Regions from separate parts of the Homo sapiens genome. Here region 1 is linked to region 2. The links are chromatin loops, found by intact Hi-C in ENCODE. Cell type or tissue: sigmoid colon. All regions are shown on one strand. Each heading gives the region's core, and the rest is flanking DNA. Links, peaks and the distances in the headings are about the cores only.

Region 1 (5,379 bases), core at 169-5,168, 130 kb after region 2:
AAAAAAAAACAGGAAATGGAAACAGGAATCAAGGAGATTTGGGCCCTTTCCTTCTAAATTTCCTTAGGGAACTTGTCAGAAGTGCTTACCTAGAAATCTTGCCTGTTTGCACTCTGGCGTCTCCTTACCACCTAGGATGTTCTCTTACTCTGAAACTCCTAACGACCTAGGCAAATGAGAGACCTGAGCTGAAGCCCCATTCACTCTCAGGTTAAATCTGGTGTCTACTAGTAGCTCATACTGTACTTCATTACAGTTTCATCAGTCATTAACACTGGTAGCAGTTTCAAAGGGGTCACAGTCAACTCTGTTGCTACTGGTTTCCTTGTCATTTTATTTAACTTTTTTGTCTTTATTATAATTCGCTTCTTTTACCATGCATGGTGTTCTCACCCCAAGTGCTCATTAGGTAGTAAAGAGGAAAAGGTGGAGATTGAAGAAGCAGCTTATTTCACAGCATAATCTCATATGGTGGTGTTTTGTTTTTTTGGGTGAAGCTAAAATCTGTTAGAGTTGTAAAATAGAACAGTTATTAAAATATTCTTTTTTGAGATGGAATTGTTGTCCAGGCTGGAGTGCAGTAGCACAATCTCAGCTCACTGCAATCTCTGCCTCCTGGACGATCTCAGTTCACTGCAATCTCTGCCTCCTGGGTTCAAGCGATTCTCCTGCCTCAGCCTCCCAAGTAGCTGGGATTACAGGCGTCTGCCACCATGCCTGGCTAATTTTTTGTATTTTTAGTAGAGACAGGGTTTCACCATGTTGGCCAGGCTGGTCTCGAACTATTGACCTCAGGTGATCCGCCCGCCTCGGCCTCTGGTGTTGGGATTATAGGTGTGAGCCACCGCGCTGGGCCAAAAGATTCTTTTAATCTTTTTTTGTATTCTTTTTCCAGAAAGTTTATACCTTTCTTCTCTTTAGTCATACTTTGAAGAGGGTTTAACAAGATTCACCTTCACAGTTGTTTTTCAAGGCAGCGTTAGGACCTGACATTAATTGTTTTTTTTTGTTTTGTTTTTTTTTTTTGTTTTGAGACGGGGTCTTGCTATTTCGTCCAGGCTGGAGTGCAGTGGCGCTATCTCGGCTCACTGCAAGCTCCGCCTCCCGGGTTCATGCCATTCTCCTGCCTTAGCCTCCCAAGTAGCTGGGACCACAGGCGCCTGCCACCCTGCCCGGCTAATTTTTTGTGTTTTTAGTAGAGACAGGGTTTCATCGTGTTAGCCAGGATGGTCTCCATCTCCTGACTTCATGATCCACCCACCTCGGCCTCCCAAAGTGCTGGGATTACAGGTGTGAGCCACCGCGTCCGGCCAGTTGTTTTATTTTAAAAACCCTTTCCGTGTTATGTTTGTGAACAGAGCCATTTTCATTGATACCGCTTTGAAAACACACGAATAGACACTGAAACTCGATACCTGTGTTTTCTCTCACCAGTTCTGCTTCCATGTTTCATTTTCACTGTTCTCAGTCTTCTGATTGAGTGAATAATTAAATGATGACCTGAGAGATTGGTGGGAGTGAACTCTTGGAGCATCCAGCTTTCTTTATGAGGCTTAGACTGGCTTTTCTTTCCCATCATGGTTTTAGGCTTGATAGATGACTTTATACTTTTCTGGACAGCTGGGGGTTAAAACAGAGTGGTGGTTTTGATTTTTGGCATTTTTCAGCTGCTCCTCAGGAGAATATAAAGTGCCTGTGGAGCAGGTCCAAATCGGTGGATGTTTAAGAGAAGGGGGAAAAAATAGCTGAAGAACATTCTTCTGTGACTTAGTTGCCTTCTGTTGCATTAAATGGATGGAAAGGGGGAATAAGTGTTGTGCTTTATCGTTTTTAACATTAAAACTCTTTTAAAAAGCTTCAAACCTTAAAAAACACGAAATGACCTTCAGGCCTCTTGGCTCCCACTGTTCAGGTTATCAAGTCTCAGTCACACCCTCCCCCATCCCTGTAAAAAATCTAAAGAGAAGTGTGAAAAGCATCAGAAAGTCTCCTTTTGCCAGTTCAGCCTTTTAGTCGCTTGCCAGCACCTTCATCTCTTCATATGTCTCTAGCTAAGGTCTTACATGGAACAAAAACCCGACAGCAATGGAGACCAGATGCCGGTATTTCTTCTCTGTCACTTGGCTGCTGAGCAGATGGAATTTATATCAATCGGGCATGCTAGGAGGAAGAGGCCGTGGCAGCCAACATGTGGAACTGGGGCTGAGTGACATTTCTGCTAATGTTTTGTCCTTGTAGAACATTATGCTTCCTCTTTGCTTATGAGCTGTGGTTTTCCTGACTCAGACTAGGTTCCAGCTCCAGCTGGAATGGCTGTTGCTCTTCCCCTCTCCTCCTGCCCCCCTTTTCAGGGAGTGCTGGGAGCTAAGGAGGAGTAGTGGGGCCTGCACAATGGAGCTCTTTATTAAAATACCTGACATCTGCATGCAATGCACCAAAATCATCTCAGCTCAAGCAGAGGAATGTGCTGGGCATTACTAGTCACTTTTTGTCTAGTGCTGTGTGCTTGTTTGATTTATATAATGAGTGAGTGCCTCTGGCAAAAGAGGATGTTGAGCATATTATTGGAGGAAGGGAGCTTTTTAATTTTTTCCAAGAACATTGTCACAGACAGGCCTAATACTCATACAAAAATATGAGTATTTAAAAACGGTTGCAGCTATCCCATGGATTTCTTGCTGTGGCTTAAAAAATGTTACACCCCCCTCTGCTCCATTTAAGGTAAAATTAGAACTCAGTAATCCAATTTAACATGATATGGAGTTTTAATGTTGGTGACTACTGTTAGTAGGAAGTAGCACTTTTAAGGAATCTCACGTTACAAAGAATCTCTGGAAGGAAAACGTAAAATACATGTCAAAAAACCATAAAGGCACACACATAGAAAGAATTATTGGTGAGTCTTTAATTCCCGTCCCCTCCCTCAGAAGAGTACATTACTCTTTTCATACTGCAGGAAATAGGTATATGTGCGCAAATTATATTTTCTTCTCTAATGATGTAAACCATTCACGTTTTACCTATTTATGGCCAGTATATGACGAATACTGCCATGCTAACACGTTATATCATAAAGCACTGAAGTGTCATGACATTGCTGCTCACATTGCCAAATCAGCAACATTGTCCCCATTCCCACTTAGACCTTTTATTTCCGGTGGAAATTTAACTTAAGATTTCAGTTGGGTTGTGGGTACATTCGGAGCACCAGACAGGGGAGGTAGAGGGAGATAGAGCTTCCACTATTTTTGTTCCTTTCTTTTGAAAAGCAGCCTCTGGCAGACCTTTCCTGGTCTCTTCCAAATATGTCGGCCACATCTGTCATATCTTGAGTTTTCTAGAAAACTCCCAGGGCAGGCTAGCCATTCTTTATCTTTAAGAAGCCTAAATTCTGTCTCTTTATCACTTTTTTAAGTGATTCTCCTGTCTGATGTATGTTCCTCTTATATCTTGCTCCATGGTGTGGGGATGGCCCCACAGTTCCCTTGGGATTGAAGTAAACCCATGTAAATTGATGAGAAGCTGGAGTAAAATACTAATATTAGTATGTCTGGAGAAAGACCCAAGTCAGTCATTCTTGGAGGAAATTCTTCAAAATTGCCTTGGATTTCTGTTTTTCTTTGCAATTTTTTTAAAGCTATGCTTGTGCCATACTGAAGACAGGATTTCTTATTTATAAAGTCATTCAAGTGGCCTGATATAAGAAACTTATAGTAACACAACATATATGCCCATAGCTTATGCAGGTACAGTGGAACCTGGAATCACAAAGTACAGTTACTCCTTACTGTGTGAACTTGAGCTCTCTGTACTCAGGAATGATATGGATTCAGATAAATTACTTAGATTGGGCTGCTGGGATGAAAGGAGTCTCCCTTGGTCTACACTCTCTTATGTGCTGTTCAGAGAATGTCCTATCTCTTGCTCTCCAACTCTTGCTATCTATGCTATCATTGTCTAAACACAGGAAGAAGACAGATTTAGGTAGTGAAAAATGTCTGTGCATGCAACTACCTGCAATATTGCAGAGGAATAGGAATCTCATGCTCTCCATTCAGATTGTTCTTACACCAGTTCCTTTCCTTCTCGATTTTGTACTTAACCATTCCTGCTTTTCTTTTTGAATCTTTGGCTTCTTTCTTGTTCAAGGTTTTCTCTCTTGCTTCTCTCCCTTTCCCTCAAAATCACTCACATAATGAAGCACTGACCTTCGATGTTTCCTTTTCTGTGACCCTTATGACAAGAATGCTTCAAGCTGGAAGAGCCCAAGTGTCGGGTTGGTGTTCAGCAGTGTGAGATGATTGTTTTACTCTTGCCTGAGAGTCCCATCAAGAAGCACGGGAAAGGTTTCCTCGTAGGCCTCCTGGAACTACTGTGCGTGTGCATTTAGCTGGAAGAGAAGGGAGCAGACATCATCCTGCAGAAGTCAGATTATGGTAGCCAAAATGTGTCGGTATCTGCCCATTAGAGTTTCTCAAGAAGGATTCTTAAAGATAATTTGATTTGGTCCTTGGATTCTGGGCCTTGCCATGTTTGGTCCCAGGAACTATGGCACTGGTCCCTGCCAGTGTCTGTTGACTGTCTCGTGGGTATGGTCATCTGTCCTCCACTGGAACATAACTCCTTTAGTTCTACCTGGAAGGAGGCCAAACACAGTCTTTGGTGTTGTTTCAAAGTCTGATTCTTTCTCTTGCCAGTTGTATGACTTGAGCAAATTACTTAACCTCCATGAACCTCACTTTTCTCTTCTGTGAAATAGAAATGATAATGTCTACCTTACAGGGTTGTAGAAAAAACTGGAGAAAATGGTAGTTAAGTGCTTAGTACCTAATGAGAACTCCACAAGTAGCAGCTATTTTTGTTGTCATTGTCTGCTAACAGCATGGCAGCCTTGGACAGCCTTTCCGTCTAACCTCATGTTTCACTTGATCAGCAGCAGCCCCAGGTCTAACTAGTGTGCTGCCTTTGAAGTCCACCCACTGCCACTAGGGCTCATTCGCCACTACAAAATGAGAAACTCTCCCAGAAGTGAGGGTTGTCTCTACCTGTCCAAAGGAACACATCTCTACATCCGAAGAGGTTATCTCCTAAATCTGCTAAGGTTGATTTGAGATAAAAGCTCCAATTCCTATCTTTTGGGACTTTACGTTAGAATTTTCAGAATCCTTGTCTCTGGCCCTTGATCCATTCAACTAGGGCTACTCCTCTTTCCAGCTCTAGACAAAATTTCTTCTGTAAGAATCACCCCCTCATACCTATCCCTCCCCTCTATTGCTAATGGAATGCACTGGGATTTATCATGCAAATGAAGGTCACACCTCCCAGAGACACAGTCCCTAGACACTACTGGGTTATATTTTAATGACAGCTGAGAAGGTA
Region 2 (5,379 bases), core at 307-5,306:
AAACATAAATCTTTTCCAGGTATTCTATACTGGGTTTTCACCTGCACACTTGGGGTAGTTGTACTCATTCCCATTATTTTAAATTTCTGCAGATTTGATGTTAACTGCCCACCTGTTTCTCCAACCCAGGCTTCTCTGTAGGGCTCCATATTTGTATGGAGCTCTCTCGGTTGATCCACTTCAAAACTAAGCCAGTCAGAAGCTAAATTTTTAGTGTCTACCCTTGCCCCACTATAGTCAGCCTCCACCGTTCTTTAAATAGCATCACCATCTGGCTAGAAACCAGAAAGTCAGCTTAGACTTGTCCTTCTCCCTAGCTCATACCTCCTTCCCCAATTTTAAATGGCAACTGACTTCTGTTTCCCCATTCATTATTCTGCATCCCCAGTGCCTCTAATCTTGTAAAGATTCCCTCTGTGAGGAGTTGTTTTGAATGGGTATAAATTTAGTTATATAAGATGAATAAGTCCCAGAGATCTGCTGTACAACATATTGCCTACAGTTAACAATATGATATTGTGCATCTAGAAATTTGTTAAGACAGTACTTCTCATGTTAAGCATTCATACCACAAAACAAAAACAAATAAAACCCTAAAGGTCCACATGGAAGCTTTTGGAGATGATGAATATGTTTATTATTCTGGTTGTGGTGATGGTAGCATGAATGCATACATATATCCAAACTCACCAAATTGTAGACATTAATTTTGTGTGGTTTTTTGTATACCAGTTATACCTCAGCAAATCTTGAGGTGAGGGAGCCTTCCATTATTTCTTGACTTCAGACTCCACTTTCAACATTCTTGAGGCTGTTTCTCCTACTGGTACTGTGAATTCTGTCTCTCCCCACCCCCGAATCCTACCATCAGTTCTCCTGGTGCATCGAATGAGACAGAAACTCCTCAGCATGGGTGGCCCCATTGTCGTCCCTTTGTCCTTTCTTGTAACCACTTTTCTTGTCTCCTGCTTTTACGGGTGAGTAGAGTTCTCCCTTTCCTCCATTCTCGAGGTAGAATTAAGCACATTCTCTTCTGTGTTCCCTGAGCACCTACACACAGGGTTACTCAGCCTTGGAACTGGTAACATTTTGTGTTGGATAATTCTTTGTGCTACACTGTGGGATATTCAGCAGCTTCTTGACCTCTACTCATAGCTACCAGTAACTGTCCTCCACACTCAGTTGTGACAACCAAAAGTGTCTCCAGACATTCCCAGTGTTTCCTGGGTGACAAACCTCCCCTATTAAGAACACTGCCTTGTATGTGCCTCTTCTGAAGTACTTACAATGCGTGGCGAATATGTCCACACGTGTCCATCTTCATTCTGTCAGAGGTCAGTACATCTGTGGCTTCTAGAACAGTACTGAGATCAGAGTGGCCCCCAGTCAGCACGTGTTCTTTGCTGCCTGACTGTGCATGCCAGGACAGTCGTTCGCTGCTGCTCTAGACAAATGAGAAAGGAAAGTCAGCAATTGTGGAGAATTTTGCCATTTGGAACAGTTTGGTAGTTTGATAAAAGGCTTTGCTTTGTAATAAGTGAATTCAAGGAAAATATTCTATAATAGGCACGTGAGGGAAGTTGTATAATATCTTTTGTTAGAATTATTTCAAAAAGAGACTCGATTTTTTAAAAGTCTGATTCATTCATTTAATTAATTTGTCAGTAATGCTTGAATTTTGTTTTGTGCTAGGGACTTTTTTTATTCCTGGATGAAATAGTCCTGCCTTTTTATGGCCTTTTAGACTTTTCAGATAGATAGTCAAGGAGGAACTGTAATACAGTGAGATAAAATAAGTCACTGCAGGGGAGATTTCCAAGATAGTTACCTGAGTCTCATACTGTCGGCAGATGCGGCCTGCAGGTGTGTATAGGGGCAAATTCCAAGTAATCTTAATACATTGATGCTTTGTAGGATTTAGCAATAAGCACTGTCCCCCCATATTTGCTTTTATTCATCTTTATTTTAGTGAATTTGGAGAATTTGTGTTTTAAGATAGTGGCTTAAAATTAGCATGGTCATGAAGCATTTAATATTTCCTTTATGCTGTATCGTAATGATTTTCCCTCCCCCAGTTTTTTCCTCCTTTACTTGAATTTCTGTAATATGAAGCATAATGTGGCAAGGATTCTGATCTCGTGGCCTAGTCTGTCTGCAGAGGTGTATGTGAGTGAGACCCCTTTTAATCATTCGTATAATGATTGGTGGCTCCCTGTTGTTAAACCACAGTTATTGATCTATCATTTCTGAAGTACATGGCTGAAGGAACTGGTGCTGTCAGGCATTGATTGACTAGGAAGGAAGTGTAGAGCTATTCTAACTCACTTTTATTTTCATCAGCAACAGTTACAGTAGAGACTTGTGCAAGACCTCCATGATGGAACGTCATTTTTCCTGCATTAAGAGGTGTCTGATGTGACTGAAATTGCTGGGATAACTCAAACTGCTGCATTTAAAATATTTAGAACAGAATACACTGTCCAAAACCTTCTTATCTGACTTGGCTAATGGTTCAGGCTCTGGAAAATAAATTTGGGGGCATGGGGGATGGGTAAAAAAGAACAGATCTAGTATAAAATTGTTCCAAAGCAAATTGAGCAACCTATATGTTAATATTTTACTGAAGAAGTATATCTACACAAATTAACTCAGACAAAACAAGTGTGTTTTTGTGTAAGTTAAATTGTTTAATGGCTGTTCAAATAATTAAGTTCAAGTCATAATTAATAGCTGTCTTTTGGTACTGTTGTTATGTTTTGGTCTGTTTCAGGAGGATTTGGGACCTGCATGCGCAAATATTTTAGATAAGGATATAAACTGAAGATAGTAAAGGTAATTATTAAAAGTGCCTCTCTTTCATTAGCACAACTTACGTACATTTTAACATCTGAGATGAGCATTGTTTATTTTAATGGACTCTTTAATAATGCTTATGTTATGCCCTGAACTCTAGTTAGAATGAAAATGAGCAAGAACAACAAAAATAAATGGTGTTGGGGTTCGGCAGAGGAAAGATGGGAGGAGTGCATTAAGAGAGTGAAACCAAAAGAGAGGACAAAAAATACAATTTCTACTGTAGTTGCCTAAGAGCCTGTGCTTTTGTCCCTCTCTCTGAATGTTTTATTTTTGCTATAATTACAGCATCTTGCCTGCACTTTGTCCCTCTGATCCTTTGTTAAAGCCCAGATCACTCTGTGCAGACTGCGCTTGTAGGTGTGATTTATTGAGTGACAAGTAGCTGTAGGGTAGAACACCCGCCTCTGTACCTGAGTAAAGTATTAGACATCACAGAGCTGGGGCAGGCAGGAGGGGGGCCGAGGAAGGAGTGGGGGAGGCGAAAAGCAAAGAGCAGTAACACAGCAGCTCCTGGATACAGATCAGACAAGAGGTTCTGCCACAAATCACCTAGAAACATGTCAGACGCTGCATGTTTGTTGTTTTACACTGAGGGCACAGCCGTAGTCCAAAAGTATTGATTCTTTTCTTTGTACAGAGACAGAGACTGTCAGACCTAGCAGGCTGACCTTGGTATGGTGCAGACAACTATTCCCCACCCTGCCGACCAGATGAACCCCACAGGAGCAGCCTAGGCAAGATATGCCAATGTCCACTTCACAGGCACAGAGAGAAACCGATGCCTGCTGAAACGGCTCCTTCTGTTTCCCAAACACTTCCCCCGCCAGGCCCCCAGAGTGCTCCTTGTGACAGAAAATTGGAGGCAGGATTCTTGGAGGGAGCGTGTGTGCTTTTTTGTGTGTGTCTTAAAACACACAAAAAGAAGCCCTTTTTATTTCATTTGTCCGTGAGATAAACTGAAGGATGTCTGGGCAATGGTGTATATGTGTGCATTTTGTATTTAAGGCGGCAAGAGGAGATAGTTTATTTTCTGTTTGTACATATCGAAGGGGAGATTTCTGTGTGTGGGCACTTACATTTGTGAGTGCGTGTGTTTCCCCTCTTCTCTATTTCAAAAGCTTTGGTGAGATGGGGAAGAGTAATCAACTGTCACACTTAATTGATCTGCAGTTATTTTAAAAGTTGTTTAACAGTAAAACTACACAGACCCATTTGTCCATATGAATCTGCAGGTCTCTTTATAGTCTTAAAATTCACTGTACTCTTAAGTCATTTTGCAGCATTTAAAAAATTCATTTATTCTGAAAATCAGGTAATTTTAAACTAAAAATACTAGTTTGTAATTTGGAGATCATCTAATATAAATAGAAACATATAACCGCCAACATTTTGAAATCAAGAGTTCAAAACTTGATCCCGTAAACCATTAGGGAGTAGGGCCCACAGGGTGCCCTTGAGGAAGTATACCCTATCTCCTGTTGGGCTTGGTGTGTCAAGACTTCGGTTTGCCAGAAATGCTTGCCTCCAAGTAGAAGGTGTTTCAGTTACTCTTTGCTGAAGCTGAGTGTTTTATTTTGACTAACAATAACAGGGAGGATGCCTTTCTCCCTTTCACTTTTAGGAATGTTGTTGCATGCACAACTTCTGTCCATAAGATTGAGCTGTCCATGAGGAAAAACTCCAGTAGATTTCAGATTTGCCCGAAGGAAAATATGAGGCACACTGATGGGGAAGAAAAGTGATGATATCATGTGCACTTAGGGTGTAAAAACCTCTCCTTTAAAAACGAGGTTTCTCTTTTTCAAGTAAAATAATGCAGACAGGTTCAATGTGTGTAATACTATATTACATTTGTATAATTCACTTTAAATCTTTTATTAAAGTGAATTTTTCAAAAAGTAGACCACTGAAGATAAAAATAACAAGTAAGGCATTCACTTTCGTGAAAAGCCCCATTATTTTCTACATCTCCATTTTCACATTCATCCTATTTGTTTAAGTGACTGGTTTGGCAACCTAAAAGAAAACCCAATGGTTAAAAAAAAACATTTGTTTTATAGTTAGTTTTTACTTGTTTTTATAGTATGAGATCTCTGTGTAGTATTGAGTTTTGCAGACTCCTGAGAGAAAAAAAATTCTAATAAAAGTGCTATTATCTGAAAACAATGACTCAATTAATTATTTTGGTTTCTTATGTTGATTCTAAATATTTCTTGTTTCTCTTTGTTGGGTCTTTATGTCTCATCCAAAACAGATTTACATTTTGAGGTTAGAAACAGCTGAACAAGTCTGCCTTTGGGTATTAACAAAATAAGCAAACTATTTAGGATATATCAATGTCTTTACAAAAGGATATTCCACTTATAAAATGGGAGCTGAGGAACACATATGCTGTGTAAGAAATACCATCTAAGAAAAATAATGCATAGAATAGATTAGGAATGGTTTAAGATCTGAACACTCAGGATTGGTATTTCTTAACACTCTATTTTTTATTTTAATATATACATGCTAATCGTCTTT

What was found. A loop is a pair of places that touch in the nucleus more often than their neighbours do. Peaks named below come from ENCODE experiments on the same cell type or tissue, not always from the same donor. Only the 100,000 strongest peaks of a DNase experiment are listed, where the experiment ranks them.
Region 1: it touches region 2 in a loop (2.8-fold over the local background); 1 of 110 quality-filtered maps calls a loop at or near these places.

What each region holds. Positions count from the first base shown.
Region 1 is chr9:16,519,123-16,524,501 of GRCh38, reverse strand. All of the region lies in intron 5 of BNC2 (basonuclin zinc finger protein 2), which reads left to right. Among named protein-coding and RNA genes, the nearest start is that of BNC2-AS1, 210 kb to the left of the region's middle. In sigmoid colon, for the core only: no CTCF peak of the experiment used is centred there; a DNase peak (open chromatin) is centred at 2,291; H3K27ac peaks cover 711 bases.
Region 2 is chr9:16,651,872-16,657,250 of GRCh38, reverse strand. The region is part of intron 3 of BNC2 (basonuclin zinc finger protein 2); the gene reads left to right. Among named protein-coding and RNA genes, the nearest start is that of BNC2-AS1, 72 kb to the left of the region's middle. RefSeq lists an enhancer at 3,477-3,977. In sigmoid colon, for the core only: no CTCF peak of the experiment used is centred there; DNase peaks (open chromatin) are centred at 3,300 and 3,640; H3K4me3 peaks cover 1,422 bases; H3K27ac peaks cover 338 bases.